3 separate regions of the Mus musculus genome follow, and all the other regions are linked to region 1. The links are chromatin loops, found by intact Hi-C in ENCODE. Cell type or tissue: left cerebral cortex. All regions are shown on one strand.

Region 1 (8,000 bases):
GTTTACAGAAGAAGTCGTGAATGCTGATAGTATAATATGAAGTGGGAAGTTAAAAAAAAAAGTAGATAAACTAGACCCTTGTCCTCTTGCCCAGTGTGTGCACGAGTACATATGTGTGTGAGCGCGTGCGTGTGTGGGTACGTGGGGGGGGGAGTACATGCGTGCATATGTTCCTGCATGTGTCATGTGTGTGATACATGTTAAACTGTCCCTGCGGTTAGTCTGTTGATCTCTAGATGATGGTGTTAGCGGTCATTTGTATTTGTTTCACTTTGCCTCTGCATGTGTTTTTGCCAGTTAATAAGTAAAAAATAATATAATTCGAAAAAATATAGAATAAGAATTAGCCCAATCTTCATTGAAGTAATACTCTTAAAGTAAGTTGGCATCACTTTCTTGACCAGGCATTAAGTGGTGATGCTTGTACCTTCATAGTCTCAGTCCCTTGATGGTCTGTCTCACTTTTCATCCTTTTTCAGGTATATCCATGCCAATCCCAGTCTTCGGGCTACAGGATGATTCGAAGGTCTTTAAGGAAGGGAGCTGCCTGCTCGCCGATGACAACTTTGTCCTCATAGGCTCTTTTGTGGCATTTTTCATCCCCCTAACCATCATGGTGATCACCTACTTCCTGACTATCAAGTCACTTCAGAAAGAAGCCACCTTGTGTGTGAGTGACCTCAGCACTCGGGCCAAATTATCCTCCTTCAGCTTCCTCCCTCAGAGTTCTCTGTCATCAGAAAAGCTCTTCCAGCGGTCCATCCACAGAGAGCCAGGCTCCTACGCAGGCCGAAGGACGATGCAGTCCATCAGCAACGAGCAAAAAGCATGCAAGGTGCTGGGCATCGTGTTCTTTCTGTTTGTTGTAATGTGGTGCCCATTCTTCATCACCAATATCATGGCCGTCATCTGCAAAGAATCCTGCAATGAAAATGTCATTGGAGCCCTGCTCAATGTGTTTGTCTGGATTGGTTATCTCTCCTCAGCCGTCAACCCACTGGTATATACGTTGTTCAATAAAACTTATAGGTCCGCCTTCTCACGGTACATTCAGTGCCAGTACAAGGAGAACAGAAAGCCGCTGCAGTTAATTTTAGTGAACACTATACCAACATTGGCCTACAAGTCTAGTCAGCTCCAGGTGGGACAAAAAAAGAACTCACAGGAAGATGCTGAGCCGACAGCTAATGACTGCTCCATGGTTACACTAGGGAACCAACACTCGGAAGAGATGTGTACAGACAATATTGAAACCGTGAATGAAAAGGTTAGCTGTGTGTGATGGACCGGATGCTGGGACGATTGCCCAGGGTGTGTGAACAAGTTTACACCCACGTGTGTGGGGGCAGGATAAGGAGGCTCAGATCAAATTAGACTACTCCAGTGGACCAACTATAATGTCCGGACAGCATTTGAACTAGGAGTGTTGTGATGCTTTTAACATTGCCAATGAGATCTTTAAAATCATTGGCCTTTATTGTACAATTGTAATGAGGCATAAAATCCATCTAATTAACTTCTATTGTCAAATAGAAACCGGGCTGCCATGTTGTTGATGGGTAGCATGGGAGTAAGTTGGTGACATATTGTTGTATATAAAAATAGCTATAAATACTGAAAATAATGAATAGCCTCTTTAAAAACAAAAATGAGTGTTTCAAATTCACCACAACATATATTTTGAAAAGAAAAATAGACAGTATTATGACATTTGTATTGCTAATACAATTCATTGAAATACTTGACGATATTTTTCATTCTTGCTTTTTTCATAGATGCCATTTTGAAATGTTCACAAGACCGCTGGCATTTGCTGCATTTGTCATTAATTCTCAGACGTGGAAGGGTCTTAAATGTTATTCAATAACTCGCTGCTTTCTCTTCTACTTCTTGGGCTTTACCTGAATTTGCAATGTGGTCTTATTTCGTATATTTTTCTTCTCTGTAAACTATCAAAGGGTAATTCTACTTTTCCAAGTACAGTTCTAGAACTCGCTTCAAAGAAACAGCATCCCGGAGGTATTTGGTAACTCACTAGGGAAATGACTGTGTTGCGCATGCGCCCTTTGAGCAGTGACCAGTACAAAGAGTTGACTGTCACAGCTGAACATTAAACTCAGGTTTCTCGCTGTTAGCAGTAGCTTCTTAGGTTATTTCTGTAAAACTCAAGTGACTTTCATATTGACAGTTATCAGGTAAAACTGGTGTTTTCAAAGAGCTGGCAACGTAGCCCAGTTGATAAAAGAGTGCTTGCCTAACATGCAGGAAATCCTAGTGTGGATGCCCAACACTACATAACATAACATAACATAACATAACAGGCACCACGGTGCATGGCTGTAATCCTAGCACTTAGGAAGTGCAGGCGAGAGGATCAGGAATTCAGTCACCCTCAGCTATTTATCTAGTATGAGGCCAATGTGGACTGCATGAGAGACTCTGTCTCCAAACTAAATAAATATAGGGTTTTTTAATGATACTTTTAGATTAATGTATTTATATTATTTATAAAAATGGGTTAGCTTGGTTCCACAGTGATCTGTTGACTGTATCTTATGAGTGGAGCAGTTTCTTAGTTAATAAGGATATTTAAAAAAAGATATATAAGATTTTTGCATTAAAAATGACAACTTAATTGGTTGTTATCAAAAAAAAGTATATAGATTCATTTTCAGAATCAACCAGTTCAATTTTTTCCTTACCTGATTCAGAAAAGAGTTTGTATCAACTCTTGAGAATTTTTTTTAATAATTCTCATTGGTTATAGATATTTGCCAAGGAAACAAGGAAATGGGAAAATATCAATTGAATCAAAGATTGCATGTAATGCATAAAAATAAACACCACAAATTGGGTCCAATTTATAAATACAAGGTTAAAAGCAATATTTTTGTTGCTTCCCTCTAAAACTACATTCATTTTGCTCTGACAGACACTAGCTTCCAGTCAAAAGGCAAGTATCAGCTACCATAACGTTCAGTAGAAATGGCTACTACAGACTAAGGCCAGTTATAGTGAATCCACCATGACACTGTGACACACCGGTGAATTGCACATTACTGTTGAGACAGAGTAAAAGGCTGAAACATCCTTATTGGCTACAAAGGTGTTTTGTTGCAAGCCTTTGGGAAATGTTACAGGTTTAGGAACTAAAGCATGTAGAAAACTTCATCGTGTAAGTTGGAAATTAAGGTTTTCCTAAGTATGTCTTTACAGACACTTTGAATGAAGGTCATGGCTTCAGGTCTAAAATTTATAACATGTCACCAGTCCCAAGGTTATACTTGAAAGAAGTTAGTCCTTAGTGATTAGACTATACTGACTAATAAAAAATAGAAGTGTTAAGAAGCCTGTTCTAATGTGTTTTGCCTTAGTTTGAAACTCTGCACATGCCAATACGTATGAAGGAACGGGTGCAGATTCTAATTCCATGAACTTACTCTTCATCAGAATGAACAGAAACCCCGCTGAAAGGTGTCTTTTGACTACACATATATTACCAGTGTGTATGTGGCTTTTCCCTCTCTGTAACTATCTCTTAAAGGGTATATAAGAAAACGTGTACCTGTATATATATGTACAGACATGTTCCATGCACTTTATTCAACATTTATATATTTATATGAAGAAGAGCAAGTGGTGAAAACATACACATGTGCATGTTTGAATCATGTTGATCTAAATGTGAATTAATGTTCTAATATTCCCATGACCTTCCATGACGGCCAAAGGAGGTTACTGTGTAACAGAGGTACACTTTAAATAAACTGGAAGATGCTTTAATATAAGGAAAGATTTTAACACCATTCTATCAGGGTGTTGAAAACAAATGTCTATATTCAGTTTATTAATCTGAAGTTGAATGATAACTTTAGGCCTCTCTTTAGTCTGGTACTTCTAGACATCTATGGCTTCTTAGATATACTCCTCTCCCCAGGAGGGGAGAAAAAAATAACCATTGAATGATTTATGGATCCATGATGAAAGGATTCACTTCTAGTCAATATTATTAAAAGAGTAACAAACTTCACTCTTCTTTAAGTTGATTGATAGAGTCTACTAGACTTAAGGGATTCAACGCCATATTTAAGAAAAACTCAGTTAAAGCTTACATAATCTATTGGACCACAGCGCCATCTCATGGTCAGTTTTGAAAAATGCTACTGTAGTCCAAACTGCTACCGGGCTGCTTTTAGCAAAAGGGTTCTTCTCCCATTTTGTGCACTGATGAAACATATTTATAAAAGTGTTAAGTTATTCTGTGCCATAATGTAACAAATACAGTGAAGATTTATTTTATGTACTGGTTTTAATCTATTCTAAAATATTTCAAGAATGAATGATTAATTGCAAATAAAGTCCACTTAAAAAAAAAAAAAGTTGACTCCAGAGTTGTGTTTGCTAGAAGGAATTGTCCCAGACCTCCCAGGTCTTCAAGTTGGGGATAGTTGGAAAGCAACAACCTGTGCTTCTGGCTTCAACTATCTCACAATGCTAGAATCCCCTGCATCAGCTTAACGGTCATGAGTCAGCTTCCAGTCACATAGGTTCTCTGTGTCCTACTGATACAACCCAGAAATATAGAGACACACACATATAGGTGTGCATATGCATTACCATACATGCACAAACACACACACACACACACACACACACACACACACACAAACACCAGCACAGGAACCATAGTTAAACAGGGATATGTAACATCATTAAACAGGCCAGAAAGTCACATGACTCATCATTGCACCTTTAAGTGTAGGAACAAAGCAGGGCTTTATGCCTGTAACCCCAGCATCAGAAGGTGGGGGGAAGGATGCCTACAGATTACAAGGCTTTATATGACACCTTGTTTCCAAAAAAAAAATTTAATGAAAAAAAAGTGTAGAAATAATTACAAAGAGGGAGAGTAGTTTTTTTTTTCCAGGTTGTTATGTGTTGAGCACCTACCTACTGTAGAGTCCATGTGTTCAGCTGTTTTGTTTATTTTACATACATGGACTCCTTCACATCTAGCCTAAAGGTAGGAATAGTCTATTTTGAAAATGAGAAAACTGAGATTCAGTTAGTGATGTGTCAAAAGCCACACCACTAATAAGAAATATAGCACTTCAAGCCGGGGCCATCTGATTCCAACCCCTAAGTGCTTCATCCAAGTGGGAGAAGAAGGACATTTCAGAACCCAAACTCTCCTGTTTCCACATTTGCTTCTTGTTATACACTGGCTATAAGCTTAAGTCGTCCTAAACACCCTGTACCTCATTGGAATGTCTCTAGGATGCACAGGTTTGGGTCACGCCCTGCCTAATTGACAGAGATGGCTACCGCAGATCATAGCCGTCCCTGACAGCCTGCAACACACTGGAAGTGTAAAAACTGGGTTTGCTTGCTTTAGTTTTGGTTTTTGTTTTTATTATTAAGATACTAAGAATTGGATCTAGGATCTTACAGTGCTAGGTAAGCATCCTGCCACTGGGCTGTAGCCCCAGTCGTCGTCGTCTTCTTCTTCTTCTTCTTCTTCTTCTTCTTTTTCTTCTTCTTCTTCTTCTTCTTCTTCTTCTTCTTCTTCTTCTTCTTCTTCTTCTTCTTCTTCTTCTTCTTCTTCTTCTTCTTCTTCTCCTTCTTCTTCTTCTTCTTCTTCTTCTTCTTCTTCTTCTTCTTCTCATCCTCCACCTTCTCCTTCTTCTTTTTACTTTTTCCAATTTTTTATTAGGTATTTTCTTCATTTATATTGCAAATGCTATCCCAAAAGTCCCTTATACCCTCCCCCCCTCCCGCCCGCCCTGCTAAACTCCTCTTGCCTTCAAGCCCTTTCCCATATTCATGTATGTCTTTCCTTCTGTTTTATGGCTCACTGGTTCTAACCAGGACCATTTATGTGAGCGTGGGTTTTAAGCTGTTAACTGGAGCTTGGTGGATTCATCCATGGGCACAGCTCTGAAGACAAGGACTGACTCTTGTCCAGAAGCTACAGGTAGCCGATATTTCAGCAGGGGGATGGGCTCTGGGGGCTCCTTCCTAACCTACAATGGACTAGTGTCAGATCTAGAGATGTGCAAGTCCAACGGAGGCAGCCTCAGATGCTGTGGGATCCTGATTGCAATGGCTGTCATGCCCAGGAAGTAGCATTTCAAAGACTTTTGCTTCATCTCCTGGCTCTTACATTTTATTTCTTCTCCTTTTACTCAGTGTTCCCCCAAGTCTTACCAGGGGTGATTAAAATAAAAAAAAATGTTGTGTTTAAGGCTCAGCACTCAGCTATCACTTAGTGTCAGCAGGGAGAGCAGCTTGGTTCTCTGCATTCAATTCTCTCTGCATTCAATTCTGCTCACTGGAAAGAAAGGTTTCTCTGATTAAGGCTAAGATTAGTATTTGTCTATGGGTATAATTTACTATAGAAGTAAATATTAGAAGGCAGCTATACAATAGGAAGTTTCCACCTAGGGCCTAAGACCTGCTGGCATTGTTTTTTACTGGGATAACTGTGCCAGGCATGAATCCCCTCCTGTGGAGTGGACCTCAAGTCTAATCAGAGACTAGCTGGCTACCCTGTTAACACAAAAACATCACTCTCTTTTGCGAATGGAATAAGAAATAGTTGACTTTGAAGCTAAAAAAAATATGAACGAGTACAGCCTGGGAACATTGATTTTGATTACCCAAAATTCCATGTTACAACATGGTAACATACAGTAGTAAAACAAAAGGAGATGTAAATCAAGCATTTTAAAAATACATTGGTAAAAACAATTAAGTTGGCATTTACAGCACAGAGGAAAAATCTCAGCTATAGACCTCATATGCTATCCAATGATACTCAGGGGTTTTGTTAAGTTAGTACATTCCAAAGGTATCTGATAGTCACCAACTGTAAGATCAGACACAGACCTGTTTAGGGGACTAAATGGCTCAAGATAAATGCTATTGGCTCTGGACCTCTCCACAATCATTGAAGTGCTAGTCAGTTAATCATCCTTGCAGAGGTGCAGCTGAAGGCTCAGTTTCTTTCTAGGGTGTTTCATTCACCACTCCATAACAATCATCACTTTTGCACCAGTGAGCATTGTCTGGCAGGTTAACATTACAATTCATAGAGTTTGCAGCTGATTAAGACTCTCTTAATGCCTTTTCTCTCCATATTAATCAGGGTTCCCTAGAGAGGGGAAAACTGATAGAATGAATGAAGAGTTTATATATATATATATATTATATTTTACATATTTATATACATATAAATATGTAAAATATATATATATATGTAAAATTCCAAGGGATTTATTAGAGTTCCTTAGTCCAAGAAGCCAGTAGTTTGCTTTGTCCACAAGGCTGGATATCTCTGCTGGTCTTCAGTAAGTATCAGATCCCATATAAGTAGGCTTCCATTGAAACAAAACTGAGGGTGAGCAGGCAGAGTCAAAGCTTCTTCCATTCTTGTTCTTTACATAGGCCGCCACCAGAAGGTATGGCCCAGAATTAGGGTGGGTCCTCTGACCTCAAGTGATGTGGATTTAAAGTCTCCCTACTGGTAATGGCCCAGTTTAATAAAAATCCCTCCCAGGTGTAGTCAGCCACTTGGGTTCTATTTAATTGCACATTTAGCCAAGTTTACAACCAAGAATAGCCATTTTACTCTCCCAGCATCCTGTGTAGCACCTTCTAGGACTACGAGAGCCATCTAGCAGAGGTAAAGCTTCCAGCTCAACTCCAGCTTGACTTCTCTTTGTGTTCCACTGAAGGTATGTAGCGTCTTCAGCAAGAGGGTTGATCAGCTAGTCTTGGTAGGCACTCAAGAGGAATTGTAAGAGCCTTACAATTTACCACCAGTCTGTTCCCATGAGCCAGCACACCATACAAAGTCTTTCTGCTTACTTAGAACCTCCTTCATGCGGTCCAGTGGCAGCTGAAGACAGACAGAAAACTCAGATCTGGTCTGCTGCTCTTGTTTGACCTTAGGAAATTGTTTCCTTTACCTACAAAGTAGACCAAAGACTTAGAGATAA
Region 2 (8,000 bases), 1.0 Mb before region 1:
ACTTAAAGATCCAGCTATACCACTCTTGAGCCTATACCCAAAGAACTCTTCACCTTACAACACTTGCTTAACCATGTTCACTGTTGATCTACTTATAATACCCAGGAACTGGAGCCAGTCTAGGTGTCTGTCAATAGGAGAATGGATAAAGAAAATGTAGTACATTTGCATAATGAAATATCACTCAGCTATTAAAACCAATGAAATATACAGGTAACTTAGATGGAGTTAGAAAAAAATCATCCTGGGTGAAGTAACCCAGAAAGACAATTATGGTATGTGTTTGCTTATATGAGGATTCTAGCTGTTAAGTCTATGGTAAGGAGGCTACAATCCACAGAACTACAGAGATTAGGTATATAGCAAGGAACTGTGGTGGTGGTGGGGAAAGGGTCTTTGTAGGAAGGGGAAGTAGAGTAGACATCAGGCTAGAATGGAAGGATCAAACAGGGAGGGGAGAGACAATGGGAGTAAAGGAGAGACTATAGGGAGGAAAAGCTAACACTAAGGTCCACTGATGAGTTGTATGAAAACCTAATATAGTAGAATCTTCTTAAAATATATACATATATGAAAGAAATCTGGATGGAATCACCAACTAATGGGGGAGACAAAATCCCAACTAGATATTTCTCCTCATCTTGCCTCCAGTTCTAGAACTGGGTTGCAATCAAGGTATTGGCCCGTGAGATCCTATGGAAACCTCAAAACAACCTAGGCTATTGCCATAGCTACTGTTTGCTCTCTGTCAACTGGTAGTAAGACTCTATTGCTGAAGACAACATCTGTACATCTCATTGAACACAGAGAAGTCAAGTTGGTGTTTACCTAGAGCCTTTACCCCTATTGAGCAGTGTTTATGGTACTGAATGGTACTCTGCATGCTTCCAAGGGAGAAATATAAACACCGACCCAGCCATAAACCCTTTGATCTACAATGATGCTCTACCTACAAGGTATACTTTTACAACAGTGGCAAAAAGCTTATGGGAGTAAACAAGCCAATACACGATTGGATTAAAGTCCTGCTCTATGAGATGGGACCCATCCCCAACACAGATTGGGTGGCTAAGAACCTGAAACTAAATAGGCCAGTGACCTATGGCAAAACCAACTACTACTGTTCAGTTAAAGAATGTAGCAATAAAATGACTCCTAATGATATTCTGCTATACTGATAGATCAGTATCTTGCTCAGCTACCATCACAGAAGTTTTCTCCTGCAGCCAATAGGAACACATCCAAAAAGCCACAAGGGAACAAAGTGCAGAGAGTGCGAGACCTTGGAACACTCAGCCCTAAATGAGATTGCTCTATCACACACCCCCCTTCACCCCCAGTTCAGTGAACCCTTTGGAAGAGGAGGCAGAAAGAGTATAAGAGCCAGAGCGTGGGCAGGCATCAAGAAAAGAAGGCATTCCAAACACACAGGACTGACACACATATGAATGCACAGAGACAGTGGCAGCATGCACAAGGCCTGCACAGGGCTAAGCTAGTTGGGGTCCCAGAACTAGGAGGGGAAGTGGACACAACCCCACATTCTGAACCCAGGAACTATCTCCAATTGGTATTTGCTCACAAAGGCAAAATGTCCAACAGAGTCTCATGATATACACACCACTCTTAAGGGCAGGCCCATGGCCAGCAGTAGATAGTCAACGTAGAGTGAACTCAGTGACATTCTTGGAGGGTTTCGTTTCATAATGTTTTATCAGGACATTATTATTTTATTTTAGTTTCCCCTTTTGAGTTTTTATGAGATTTCTGTTTATAAACATATTTGCCTCTGTGTCTGTGTTTCCTGTGTGTTAGTATTCTGTCTAACCTCCAAACCTACAGTTCCTGGCAACAGCCAGGTAGGCTTTTTCTCTGCACGACCCAGCTCCCAGCCTCTGCCATGTGGGTTACCAGTCAGACGAGCCCAAACCAAACCACTCAGCTCCACATTTTCTGCTACCAGACTGACCGCCCAAGTTGCCATTGAGACCATAGAGACCACAGAGAACTGTTGGCTAGTGGACTCTGTCATTTTTAAAATAATATAACTGCTAAATTATTGTTTATTCTTTCTGAGACTTCTGACTATACTTGAAAGCTAGAGAAAAAAAGCTTTTACAGGTATAATCTGTTCTCTCCTTACCTAAACTCTGTTTCCATTAATTAAATGCTTCTTATTTCCTCTTCTTGCTATGCCACTGTTCTAATATTATCTGAGTTCCTATAAATTTGCCTAACTCTAATAAACATTTCACTATATGATCCAACTTTTTAATCTTGTTCTTTCTGTTCCACAAAAGGCTCATCTTAAAGCCTATTCATGTGGTTAACTCATGTTGTTATCTCTTTTATAAACTTATAAGCTATAGGAAACCCACTCAGTTTCCTCTCATGGACCAAATAGCCTCCATCCAGATAAGTACATCTGCCCAAAGTTCCCACTTACTACCTATTTCAAAGGGTGGGATTCCTCTGGGTTTCAATTGTACATCCTAAAAATTTTTTTCTTTCTCCCAAATGTACTTAATCTTATTCTTTACCTATAATAATGTGTTCCAATATCTTGTCAAATCCAGGCACTTACTACATCCAGGACAGCTCCAGAGAAGCAACCTCCAGATGCTCCAATCTCCTCTCTCAGACACATGCTTCTTACTGGACCTGTTCTTCTGACCTATCCTCAGATGGCTCCACAGGCCCTGGACAGCAAGGAGCCAACTCTCCTAAGACTGGACAAACAACCCCCATATCCATTCCTCTAGGTTCCCCAGAGACACGTCACCCCAGTGTCAGCATGAAGTGGTCAGATATCACTGACAACCCAATTCCTGCTTCACCATCACCTCTTTCTAATCTTTTTTTCCTTTTTTCTCTTCTCTTCTCTTCTCTTCTCTTCTCTTCTCTTCTCTTCTCTTCTCTTCTCTTCTCTTCTCTTCTCTTCTCTTCTCTTCTCTTCTCTTCTCTTCTCTTCTCTTCTCGTCTCCTTCTCTTCTCTTCTTCCTTCTTCTTCTTCTTCTTCTTCTTCTTCTTCTTCTTCTTCTTCTTCTTCTTCTTCTTCTTCTTCTTCTTCTTCTTCTTCTTCTTCTTCTTCTTCTTCTTCTTCTTCTTCTTCTTCTTTCTTCTTCTTCTTCTTTAACTAAACCAAGACTGGGAGATGTTGGTATTCTGTCTAAACTCCACCCACATAGTTCCTGGCAGCAGCCAGGTATGCTCCTCCCCATAGTTACCTGGAAATAGACAGGTAGGCTTGGCCCACTATAAAAGGGGCAGCTTGCCCCCCCTCTTACTCTCTTGTCTCCCTTACTCTTGCTTCCTGCTTGTCCCCTTTCTCCCCATTCTCTTCCCTCCTCTCTCTGCGTGGTCATGGCTGGCCTCTATGTCTCCACTCTCTCCTTCTCTTTGCCTTTCTCTGCCTCTACTACTCTCTTAACTCCTCTCCCCATGCCCTAAATAAACTCTATTCTATATTATACTGGTGTGTGTCTTGTCTCTCAGGGGGAAGGGACGCCTTGGCATGGGCCCACTGAAGCACCCCTTTTCCACACACCCTGCCAGAACATATTCTTATAGCTCTTTCTCTTTTTATGACCACAACATTTTCCTTCCTTCCTTCCTTCCTTCCTTCCTTCCTTCCTTCCTTCCTTCCTTCCTTCCTTCTTTCCTTTCTTTCTTGGCTCTTTTTTTTTGTTTGTTTGCTTGCTTGTTTTTATGCTATTACAATTTGTTTGTTTTTATTTTATTGTTATTTTTTTCTAATGAGAGACAGGAAAAAATTAGGGTGGATTTGGGGAGGGATAGAGATCTGTGGGGATCTGGGGGATGGAAAACCATAATCAGAATACATTGTATGAAAAAGGTCTGTTTTAAAGAAAAATTAGCAACAGAAAAAAAAAACAATAAAAAGGAAAACAACATCAAGAACTTAACTCTAGGTTTTTAATCTCAATTTTCCCAGAAAGCAGAACCTGGCCAAACACTACATACATCATCTTATGTTATCAAAGTATAGCATCCTGGTGAACGCATGAAGGGCACAGGAAGTGTGGCTGGGGATGACAGAAAGCTGTTTGAAGTTCCAAGTACTGTCACCACTTGATTTCAATAGATGCATCATTTCAAGAGGTCAAATAAATGTTTTCTTGGGGCTGGCCATTGGGGAATATGGTGAAGAATGTATCTGTGTCTCTGTTTCTCTTGCTCTAAGTTTTGGCTAGGGGACAACTATCCCCCTGGTACTTATGAATGCCAGACAGTAGAGGGTGCATGTGAGCTGTGCTAACAAACTGACACTCTCCTTCTCTCTGGTTGACAATTTGTTTATGAATCTTTGTGAATCTGTCTTAGAAGTTGGAGATGGGAGAGTTCATTGTCACATGTCTCTTTCCGAGTTAACAATCTTTCTGTGCTTTTAAGTTAGCAGATATTAATTGCATGTGGCTTTGTCATGCTGGGACATGATGTATTTTTGATCATTCTTTCCTCTCTTTTCCCCTGTTCATTTCTGCTAATCTCCTCTTTCTTTTCAAGTATTCCTTCTCCTCCTTTTATGTCTTCAGTGTGTGTGTGTGTGTGTGTGTGTGTGTGTGTGTGTGTGTGTATGTGTGTGTGTGTACACGTACACATGTTTGTGTAAACTAGAGTAAGCCAAATAATGCTGGTCTAAAAAACAGAATGTAGTGATAAATGATTCCTACTGACATTCTGCTATACTTATATTAGTGCTTTGCTCAGCTATCATCAGAGAAGCTGCTTCTTGCAGCAGATGGGAACAAATACAGAGACTCACAGTCAGATGTTATGTAGACATTGAGAGATTTCGGAACACTCCGCCTTATCAAATCCCTCTCCTCAGGGCTCTGGGAGCCCCCCCCCCCCCAGAAGAGGAGGTAGAAAGTGTGTAAGAGCCAGAGGAGATGGAGGACACCAAGAAAACAAGACCCTTTAAATCAATAAGATGGATATGCATATGAACTCACAGAGACTGTGGAGGCACAGGGCCTGCACAGATATGCACAGGATGGGGTCCTAGAGCTGAGATCAGAAGTGGACACAGGACCCCTTCTGTAAACCAGAAGCTATCTCCAACTGGTAACCACTTGCAAATGAAAAGTTGGTTTCCTCGGTGGGAGTCATTGGTTAACAAACTGCTCTTAAGGGTAGGCTGCATGCCTAGAAGTAGATGGTAAATAGAGATGACCTCAGAAGCATGTTTGGGGTCCCTTGGCTCATAATGTCATGTCAGGGCTTTTCCTTTTCTCTTTTTTATTCCTTTTTGAATTTATCTTATTTTAAAATTTTTATTACACACACACACACACACACACACACACACACCCTTCCCTCTTTTTAACCCTACCTGTGCATTATATTATGGCTTCCAATATAGTGTTTTCATGGGATTCTTGAGTGTGCAAAGGAGTAGGGTTCTGTTTCTTGTGCCTTCTCTTGCACTCTTTCCTTCTGCTTGTTCCTTTTGCCCAGTTTTTCTGTGATTTTTGTTTTATCACATGGTATTATCATATTCTATTATATCATTATCCCCTAGAAGCCTGTTTGTTTCCTAATGAGAGGCAGAAAAAGTGAGGATTCAGATGGGAGGGGAGGTGGTGAGGAAATGGGAGAAGTGGGAGGGGGATCATATGATGTGAGAAAAAATATTTTCAATAAGAGGAAAAATATAGACATCTCTTGGAGAAGAGAACATTATTCTCCTTAACTCTCATTTCAATTACTAATATTGACTTTTGTTCTGGGTAGTTTTATGCCAACTTGACTCAAGCTAGAGTCATCTGAGAGGAGGGAGGAAGCCTCAGTTGAGAAAATGCCACCTTAAGTTCAGGCTGTGGGTCAGCCTGAAGAGCATTTTGTTAACTAGTGATTGATGGGGGAGGGCTGAGTATTCAATGCTCAGTGAGTTATTTTGTAGGAACTTGGAAAATAAGAATGTTGAGGCCAGTTCAGAAGATGGAAGCCTGCATTGTGAAGTTTCAGAGGAAATTTTAAGGCCTAGTATGGCCATTTGTTATATGAATTAAGAGTATGTGGTTCTGGTCAGCAGGGCTGAAGAATCAGCTGTGATTAAGAGGATACCAGAACTACTAAAGTGAAACCTTTGCTATGGTGGGATACTCTCTGGAGCTGAGAAGTTAGCTGTGATTAAGAAGAGACCAGCATCGTTGAGTTGGAATCTTTTAGGAAGTGTTTCCTGAGAGTCAACACAATGAAGCTGTGTTCCAGAGGTGGCCAAGGTTGTACCTCTCGCGGGTAGCTGAACTTAGTATTGTGTAAGAGTCAGTTCAGGAGATGAAGGCCTGCAGCTGAAGCTTGGCTCTGTGAGAGGCCAGGAGAAGCCATTGGTGAAGGCAAAGCCTCAGTGGCAGTTACAGGCCCTGGTTTGAAGGAGTCAGTGAAGGGAGATTGAGGCTTGGCACCACGAAGAGAGCCTATGTGAGGCAACTGGTGAAAGTGCCTCCCAGTTGCAGCAGAAGACCCTAGCAGTTTGGAGATGCCCGTACCATAGACTGACAACCAAGAACACCAGCAGCAGTGGAGTGGAGCCAGCCAGAGCCTAGAAGACAAGCTTTGTGTCTTGCAGACACTGAGCCAGAGGAGAGACTCAAGTCCATTGGAGGAACCCAGAAGGTTGTAAGTCGATCCCAGACATTGAACATTGTGTTGTTTATTTAGATGCAGTTTGGTTTTACTTTGCTCAGATTGTGGCTGTGCCCTGGTTCTTCTTCCCTCTTGATGTAAGAAATTACTTAATTTAGTTTTAATTTTACAGAACTCCATAGTTAAGAGACTTACTTTAAACTTTAAAAAAAAAGAGATAGATTTTTGAGTTCTACAGAGAATTTGGATGTTGAGAGAAAATGGATATTTTTAAAGTGTCTGAATTTGCAAGACTCTGGGGCTTTTTAAGGTTGTAAGATGTTTTATATTATGGTGTCTTTGTTAATGTGTAATTCTGAAATTGTACAAGAAAGGAAAAGTTGTGGCTTAACTTTGTTAAGTTGAGTTTGTATATCAAATTGAAAAAGAGTTAGCTGTCCTGGCTGGTTTTATGTCAACTTGACATAAGCTAGAGTAATGGGAGAGGAGGGAGCCTTAATAGAGAGAATTTGTTTATAAGAATAGACTGCAGGCAAGCCTGTGGGTATTTTCTTAATTGGTCATTGATGGGGGAGGGGCCCAGCTCATTATGGGTGGTGCTATTCCTGGGACTGGTGGTTTTTGGCTCTATAAGAAAGTAGGCTGAGCAAGCCATGGGAACAAGCCAGTAAACCATGGTCTTTGTATCAGCTTCTGCCTCTAGGTTCCTGCCCTGTTCTGAGTTCCTGTTTTGACTTCCTTTGATAATGAACAGCAAGAAAGAAGTGTAAACTAAATAAATTCTTTCCTCCCCAATTTGCTTTCTTGTCATGATGTTTTATTGTACCATATCGTAAGACAACTTTATCTATTTATCTATTTTTCTGAGACATTCGATTAAAAGACAAGTTGCTGCTAGAGGTAGTACTGAAGGACTTTGTTATATGGTACTGGTGGACTTGGTTCTTATATGGTTGCTACATGGTACTGGTAGATTCAGTTGTTTTGAGGGAAGTCAGTTTATAAAAATTATGGCTTATGGCATGAAGCATCATCATTTGATGTTAGGGTTTTTTTGTTTGTTTGTTTATAAAAATAGAATCAGATTCTGGGTAGAGGTCAATGGTATGGCACTTGCCTAGCATGTGGAAAGATGGGTCCAATCCCATCAGTGTTACAACAGTAGGAACAGCAGGAAAAGTCTAAGCTGAGATCATAGACATGTTTACATCATGCTGTGCAGACTGAAGCATTCCTAAAGTTACTTTAAAGGACATTTCTCGAAACTCCCCAGACGACTATGATGAAAATCAGTCTCATGAATTAACCATAAGGTCAGGGGTGTAGACATTTGTATCACATCTCTACATTAAAGTTGAGACCATAACAGGAGAGCCCAGGACCTTGGG
Region 3 (8,000 bases), 1.1 Mb before region 1:
CTGGGTCCTTTCAGGAAGATCTTGCTAGTGTATGCAATGGTGTCAGCGTTTGGAAGCTGATTATGGGGTGGATCCCTGGATATGGCAGTGTCTAGATGGTCCATCCTTTCGTCTCAGCTCCAAACTTTGTCTCTGTAACTCCTTCCATGGGTGTTTTGTTCCCAATTCTAAGGAGGGGCATAGTGTCCACACTTCAGTCTTCATTCTTCTTGAGTTTCATGTGTTTAGGAAATTGTATCTTATATCTTGGGTATCCTAGGTTTTGGGCTAATATCCACTTATCAGTGAGTACATATTGTGTGAGTTCCTTTGTGAATGTGTTACCTCACTCAGGATGATGCCCTCCAGGTCCATCCATTTGGCTAGGAATTTCATAAATTCATTCTTTTTAATAGCTGAGTAGTACTCCATTGTGTAGATGTACCACATTTTCTGTATCCATTCCTCTGTTGAGGGGCATCTGGGTTCTTTCCAGCTTCTGGCTATTATAAATAAGGCTGCTATGAACATAGTGGAGCATGTTTCCTTCTTACCGGTTGGGACATCTTCTGGATATATGCTCAGGAGAGGTATTGCTGGATCCTCCGGTAGTACTATGTCCAATTTTCTGAGGAACCGCCAGACTGATTTCCAGAGTGGTTGTACAAGCCTGCACTCCCACCAACAATGGAGGAGTGTTCCTCTTTCTCCACATCCTCACCAGCATCTGCTGTCACCTGAATTTTTGATCTTAGCCATTCTGACTGGTGTGAGGTGGAATCTCAGGGTTGTTTTGATTTGCATTTCCCTGATGATTAAGGATGTTGAACATTTTTTCAGATGCTTCTCAGCCATTCGGTATTCCTCAGGTGAGAATTCTTTGTTTCGCTCTGAGTCCCATTTTTTTAATGGGGTTATTTGATTTTCTGGAGTCCACCTTCTTGAGTTCTTTATATATATTGGATATTAGTCCCCTATCTGATTTAGGATAGGTAAAGATCCTTTCCCAATCTGTTGGTGGCCTTTTTGTCTTATTGACGGTATCTTTTGCCTTGCAGAAGCTTTTCAGTTTCATGAGGTCCCATTTGTCAATTCTCTATCTTAAAGTGCAAGCCATTGCTGTTCTATTCAGGAATTTTTCCCCTATGCCCATATCCTCGAGGCTTTTCCCCACTTTCTCCTCTATAAGTTTCAGTGTCTCTGGTTTTATGTGAAGTTCCTTGATCCACTTAGATTTGACCTTAGTACAAGGAGAGAGGAAAGGGTCGATTCGCATTCTTCTACATGATAACAACCAGTTGTGCCAGCACCATTTGTTGAAAATGCTGTCTTTCTTCCACTGGATGGTTTTAGCTCCCTTGTCAAAGATCAAGTGACCATAGGTGTGTGGGTTCATTTCTGGGTCTTCAATTCTATTCCATTGGTCTACTTGTCTGTCACTATACCAGTACCATGCAGTTTTTATCACAATTGCTCTGTAGTAGAGCTTTAGGTCAGGGATGGTGATTCCACCAGAGGTTCTTTTATCCTTGAGAAGAGTTTTTGCTATGCTAGGTTTTTTGAAATTCCAGATGAATTTACAGATTGCTCTTTCTAATTTGTTGAAGAACTGAGTTGGAATTTTGATGGGGATTGCATTGAATCTGTAGATTGCTTTTGGAAAAATATTTTTTATTAGGTATTTTCCTCATTTACATTTCCAATGCTATCCCAAAAGTCCCCCATACCCTCCCCCCCACTCCCCTACCCACCCACTCCCACTTTTTGGCCCTGGTGTTCCCCTGTACTCGGGTATATAAAGTTTGCATGTCCAATGGGCCTCTCTTTCCAGTGATGGCCGACTAGGCCATCTTTTGATACATATGCAGCTAGAGTCAAGAGCTCTTGGGGTACTGGTTAGTTCATAATGTTGTTCCACCTATAGGGTTGCAGATCCCTTTAGCTCCTTGGATACTTTCTCTAGCTCCTCCATTGGGGGCCCTGTGATCCATCCAATAGCTGATTGTGAGCATCCACTTCTGTGTTTGCTAGGCCCCAGCATAGTCTCAGAAGAGACAGCTATATCAGGGTCCTTTCAGCAAAATCTTGGAAATCCATCAACGTAATCCATTATATAAACAAGCCCAAAGATGAATGACTTTTAAACACAGCATTTGGGAAATCTTTTATTTGCCTATCTTCCTGACTCTTGGTAAGTACTCTTCATAAGGTCACTCACTGCTCAACAGTGTGCGATAACAGCATTTGTTGTTATTGGAGGCATTATCAGTCCTATCAGTCAAGTCATAGGCTCATTCAAGTCCCAAGTCTTGCTTGAAGTAGTATTTGTGACTCAGCAGTCACATGACATAAGTTTACATTTGAATAGAGAGACTGGGGTGTGTGTGTGTTCATGCAGGCATGTGTGTGTGTATGCATGTATGTATGTATGTATGGGTGTTTTTGTCTCCATATGTCTCATGTGTGCCTAGTACCAGTGTAGGTCAGGAGAAGGCATTGAGTCACTCAGTATTGGAGTTATAGGTGGTTGTGAGTCACCATGTGGGTGCTGGGAACCGAGCCTGGTTCCACTGGAGGAACAATTAGAGATCTTAACCATCGAGCCATCTCTCCTTAAAACTTTCTGGGAAGCTTTAAGAAAACATTTTAACCTTAATATTTATTGTATTTTTAATCTCTCCCAAAGCACTAGTTTAAGAATTGCCAAAAATTTTCAGTATACTATTTCAGAAATGATCTAAAATAAGTGCTTAATCTTTTAAAGGGATAGACCTTTCATATGGTGAATAATGTTTTAGTTTTCAAATCTAGAAAAATCTATGTATGTGGAATGACTTAGTCTTAGACATTGTGGTAATGGGACTTCACTTAATAACACTTATTAAATAAAATACTGTCCTGGATGTGACTCCCTGCTTTCTGTGTAATAAAAGTGTTTTTCTTCTAGGATCAAAGGATGTTGTGATAAAGGCACAGGTTTTGGCTGGCGGCAGAGGAAAAGGAACATTTACAAGTGGCCTCAAAGGAGGAGTGAAGATTGTTTTCTCGTAAGTAATAGTTTCTTAAAGAAAAATTATTTAAATTATCAGATTGTTGAAAACACTGAGCGTTACCTGTGGTGTAGATTTTTTTCAATTGGAGAAGAGAAGAATTTGAATTTTTTTTCTTATTGTAGTCCAGAAGAAGCAAAAGCTGTTTCCTCACAGATGATTGGGCAAAAATTGATTACCAAGCAAACTGGAGAAAAGGGCAGAATATGCAATCAAGTTTTGGTCTGTGAGCGCAAATATCCCAGGAGAGAATACTACTTTGCAATAACAATGGAGAGGTCATTTCAAGTGAGTACTTGTAGACAGGACACATCAGGATTTACATCTGACTGTCAGTTTCAGAGGTTGAGCATTATATACATGAGGAATAAGACGTATTATCCATTACTCACAGAGAATTTGTCAGGTTTGAAAAATAATATGGTAGAATTTGACATGTAATATAGTTTCTAAAAAGCGATAGGGGAATTCCACTGTAATACGTTTCATGGGGTTTTCAAATGATTAATTCTTTAGACGTACCTTAAATCTCTGGAAATTGTATTTGGGTTAATGGACAGAGAAAATTAGTTCTTTGCATTGTAAAGTAGTCTTACCAAAGAAGAAAGAATAAACCAAAAAATAGCATCCTGTTCTTTTTCTGCTTCTAGGTTTATTTTACTTTACTGTTTTGTTTATGTTTCATGTTTGACTTGTTTATTGGTGTGGTGGAAGGTGATGATGAGTGTAAATGATGCAGCCATAAGGGAACGAGGGATTTCAAGGAGCTTTAGTCCTGCTTTGTTCCCATTATGGAACCAACATTTTAGCATTGAACATAGCATCCGCTTCAGTACATACCCGGTGTACTGAAGATACAGTGTATAGAGGGCTGCTTGGGATGTTACTAGCTTCTTGTTTGAAGCAAACTATTCATGTTTGAATTGGTATAGAAAATTATTATTGTGTGCTTTAGAGTAACAAAATTTAAAGATCATAAGATAGTTTTCTATATAACAGCTTTAAAAAACAGTATTCTTCTATATTGTGATACTTGCCCTCCCACAGTTAAAATCTTCAGTAATAAAAGTATCTTATGATTTTTTTTTTTTGGTTTTTCGAGACAGGGTTTCTCTGTATAGCCCTGGCTGTCCTGGAACTCACTTTGTAGACCAGGCTGGCCTCAAACTCAGAAATCCACCTGCCTCTGCCTCCTGAGTGCTGGGATTAAAGGCGTGCGCCACCATGCCCGGCTGTATCTTAAGATTTTTAATTCTTATTAAGGAGTATTTCTTGAGATATAACACTAGGTGGTAGCAAAGCCCCACTTGGTATGATTTTTAAAAGTATTCCTTTTTTCTGTATGGTATAATTGAGCTTTGTAAATGATTTCAGCAATTATCCCACAATAGTCTAAGCACAAAGATTGGCAGAAGTTGTGTTTCATGTATTGACTTGGTTTTTGTACACATTCTTTTCTCACTTGGTATACATCAGTACCTATCACCCTGTTAGTTATGTAAATGTCTGGACAAAGCAAGAGAGACTAGTTCTTTTTATTTTGTTAAGTTGATGAGTGTGTGTGTTCATGTGTGGGTGTGTGCACACACGCACAGGTGTACATGGGATACATGTGCCCATGGGCTATATGGAGACCAGCAAGCTCCCAGGACCCACCTGTCTCCACTTGCAACGGGTTACAGGGCTCCTTGTTGTGTCCAGACTTCTTTCTTTTTTTAAAAATGTGGTTTGCATCAGTGTAATAGTAACAAAAGGAGCCCTGGAAGCCTGGCACAGCCCAAGTGACCTCAAACTCGAGTGTCCTGCCTTCCTGCCTGCTCCCTCAGTGCTAAGGTTATATGCAGGCACAGCCACACCTAGCCATGGCGTTGCTCTGGGCTTTGGTAGGAACACGTGAGAATCCTTGAGCAGGCATGTCTGTGAACTCATGTGTCAGACTGACAGACATCACCTTACCTTCACTAGCACTTCGTGAGATGTGACATTTGCCTACTGCCGTTTGGTATTGACTTTGCCCTGAGAAAACAGAATTCATCAGATGGCCTTTGTTAAAGACTTTTTTTTTTTTTTTTAAGATTTATTTATTTTCTGTATGTGAGTACACTGTCGATGTCTTCAGACACACCAGAAGAGGGCATCAGATCCCATTACAGATAGTTGTGAGCCACCATGTGGTTGCTGGGAATTGAACTCAGGACCTCTGGAAGGGCAGTCAGTGCTCTTAACTTTAGCTGAGCCATCTCTCCAGCCCAATAGATCTTTATTTTATACTTTAAATTCAAACTTATTTTAAGACAAGGATTCTTGAGGGACAAAGAACTTAGGTTTATGAAAGTAAAAATAACATTATTAGTGTAAATATATACTCATTCATTCATTTAGTTTTTTGAGACGGTTTTTCCGTGTAGCCCTGACTGTCCTGGAATTCACTCTGTACGTCAGGCTGGTCTCTAGTTGAGATTCACCAGCCCCTGCTTCCTGAGTGCTGGGACAAAAGGCAGGCGCCACCACACCTGACTTGGGCACAGATCTGTGGGCTTCCTTCATCCTCTCTAGTTTGATAATTCCCCAGAACAATGTACAGACTATACTGAATGCTGTACCTAGTAATTACGCTTATTATCAGCCATGGGGCAAAGGTCACAAGCAGTCAGATAGAGACATACAGAGCAAGGCTGAGAGCTTCTTAGACATGAAGCTTTGTTTCCAGTAGTACCACATTAGTGATTTTTCTGTGTTGTGTTTTCATTGTCTTTGTGTCTCCTCTTCTCCCATCAAGCTGTCTGACAATATGCAGAACGCTGACAACCAGAAGGGGTCTCTCTCCAGGTTTCTGGAATCTAGAGGGTTTCTTACTTTTAAAAATTTTAAATTATGTTAAAATCAAATGACTCAAAGTTTACCATCTATGGATGCATGCACATATATCTAAAGTTTGCCATCTATGCATGCATATATATCTAAAGGTTATTGGACACTGATTTCTGGCACTGCCTTTTGTGAGTCAAGGTCTAGACTTGCCTTGAACTTGTTATGTAAAATGGGTTTTTTAGAATTTAGGGTGATCCTCCTGCCTTAGCGGTAAAATACTGGTATTATAAGCATGTGCCAACTCACACAGATTGATTGTAGAACTTTTTATTTTGCAAAATTGAAACTATATTTATTGAACACTTCACTTTTCTCTTAGCTAGGTGATGGCCGCCATTCTTTCTCAGAGTTTGGCTATTTAGATGCCTGTGTAAATGTAGCATTTGCATTTTTGTGACTTGCTTATTTCATTTTTCAAATGTCTTCATCTGTGATAAGTAATATATGACAGTACTTTTCTTTTTCTTCCCTTTTCCCTCCTTCCCTCTCTCCCTTCCCTGTCTCCCTCCTTTTCTCCGTCCTTCATTTTCAGTTCTTTTGACTACACACAAGCAAGATCACTGGATCATATGCCAGAATGGTTTCTGTTTTTCACCAACTTGTGCAGGGCTCCTAGTCTTTCATTTTCTTGCCAGTACTTATTTTCTAATTTTTTTGATAGTGGCTTTTTTAAAGGATATAAAATGATACCTCACTGTGGGTTATCAGATTTTTAAAATTACACTTAATATCATGTCTCTGTGTGTGTGTGTGTGTGTGTGTGTGTGTGTGAGCGTGTGTGTGTGTATGTGTGTGTGCATATCCATGCATGCCTAACTTCCTTCCACCTCGTGAATACTGGGTTTCGAACTCAGGTTGTCAGGCTTGGTAGTGCATGTCTTTACCTAGCGTGAGCATCATGCAGGTGCCTTATTGTGGTTCTGATTTATGCTTCTATAAAAATTGATGCCACTGAATCTTCTTACATGCTTGTTGTCCGTATGTATATCTTTTTAGGGAAATGCTATTCAGTACTTTGCCCATATTTTAATTTCCTTCTGTAGGTTGGCTTTCATTTTGTCTGACTATTTCCTTTGCTGTGCAGAAGTTTTCAAGCTTAATACAATCACACTTGTTACAACCTTTGTTCCTTATGTTTTTGGTATGATTTGTAAGAAATCATTGCCACACTCATATCATAAAACTTTCCTCTGTATTTGCTCCAGGGCATATGTTAGGGTCTTCAATTTGTTTTATAGTTTCAGGACATATGTTTGGGTCTGCAATTCATTTTGAATTAATTTTTCTCTCTTGACTTAATGTAATTTTATTCTTCTGCATCTAAATATCTCCTTCCCATTACATGTAAAAAAGACAGTATCATTTACCCTTTGTGTATTGTGGCTATTGCTGCTTATCATGTGACTCTATGATGTATGAGAGATTGTTTGGGCCTGATAATGCTAGTCCGTTGGTCTTTATGGCTAGTATCATACTATCTTTCTTGAGACAGGGTCTATTTATGTAGCTTAGTCTCTGTCCTCCTGCCTCAGGCTCCCAATGCTATGATTTCAGACATGTGCTTCCATGCTTGGCTTCATACTGTTTTGATCATTAGAGTTTTGTGGTAATATTTTGAAATCAGGAAAGATGAGGTTCCCAGCCTTTGATTTCTCAAGACTGTTTTGCCCATTATGACTGAGCTTGCAAATGAATTGAAAGATGGAGGGAGAAGAGGAGAAAGAAGACCCTAGGCATTGGTGTTTTAGTAGGAATTCCATTGAGCCTGTGGGTTGCTTGGGTTAGTAGGAACGTTTACACTTCCTCTCACCTCTTGGGCCAGTCAGTATCTTTCCATATTTTGTGTGTCTTCAGTTTCTTTCAGCAATGTGTTATAACTTTTAGTGCATAAAAGTCATTGGCTATGTTTAGTATTATGTGTTGTTCAGGTTGGTGCTGTTACAGAGGCACTTTCGGCCTCTTCAGGGTGTTTATTTTAGTGTATCGAAATAAAACAGATATTTTTTTTTGCCTGCTAATTTTGTATCGAATTTTGCTAAAATTATTTTAGTTTTGTATGTGTGTGCAATTCTTGGGTTTTCTATGAGAATGATCATCTTA

What was found. A loop is a pair of places that touch in the nucleus more often than their neighbours do. Peaks named below come from ENCODE experiments on the same cell type or tissue, not always from the same donor. Only the 100,000 strongest peaks of a DNase experiment are listed, where the experiment ranks them.
Region 2: a loop joins it to region 1, with 6 times the contacts of the local background. A loop is called at or near these places in 6 of 42 quality-filtered maps.
Region 3: a loop joins it to region 1, with 2.5 times the contacts of the local background. A loop is called at or near these places in 2 of 42 quality-filtered maps.

Annotation. Positions count from the first base shown.
Region 1 is chr14:74,705,116-74,713,115 of GRCm38, forward strand. It overlaps Htr2a (5-hydroxytryptamine (serotonin) receptor 2A), which reads left to right. Exons shown (of 3, transcript NM_172812.3): 3 at 480-1,744. The coding sequence ends at 1,282. Among named protein-coding and RNA genes, the nearest start is that of Esd, 23 kb to the right of the region's middle. In left cerebral cortex, a CTCF peak has its summit at 4,147 (motif pointing left); a DNase peak (open chromatin) is centred at 4,140.
Region 2 is chr14:73,696,191-73,704,190 of GRCm38, forward strand. No RefSeq gene overlaps it. Among named protein-coding and RNA genes, the nearest start is that of Gm24540, 68 kb to the right of the region's middle. In left cerebral cortex, a CTCF peak has its summit at 4,262; a DNase peak (open chromatin) is centred at 4,269.
Region 3 is chr14:73,565,708-73,573,707 of GRCm38, forward strand. Sucla2 (succinate-Coenzyme A ligase, ADP-forming, beta subunit) reads left to right here. Exons shown (of 11, transcript NM_011506.4): 3 at 2,927-3,026; 4 at 3,155-3,317. Among named protein-coding and RNA genes, the nearest start is that of Sucla2, 17 kb to the left of the region's middle. In left cerebral cortex, a CTCF peak has its summit at 4,317 (motif pointing right); DNase peaks (open chromatin) are centred at 2,498 and 4,456.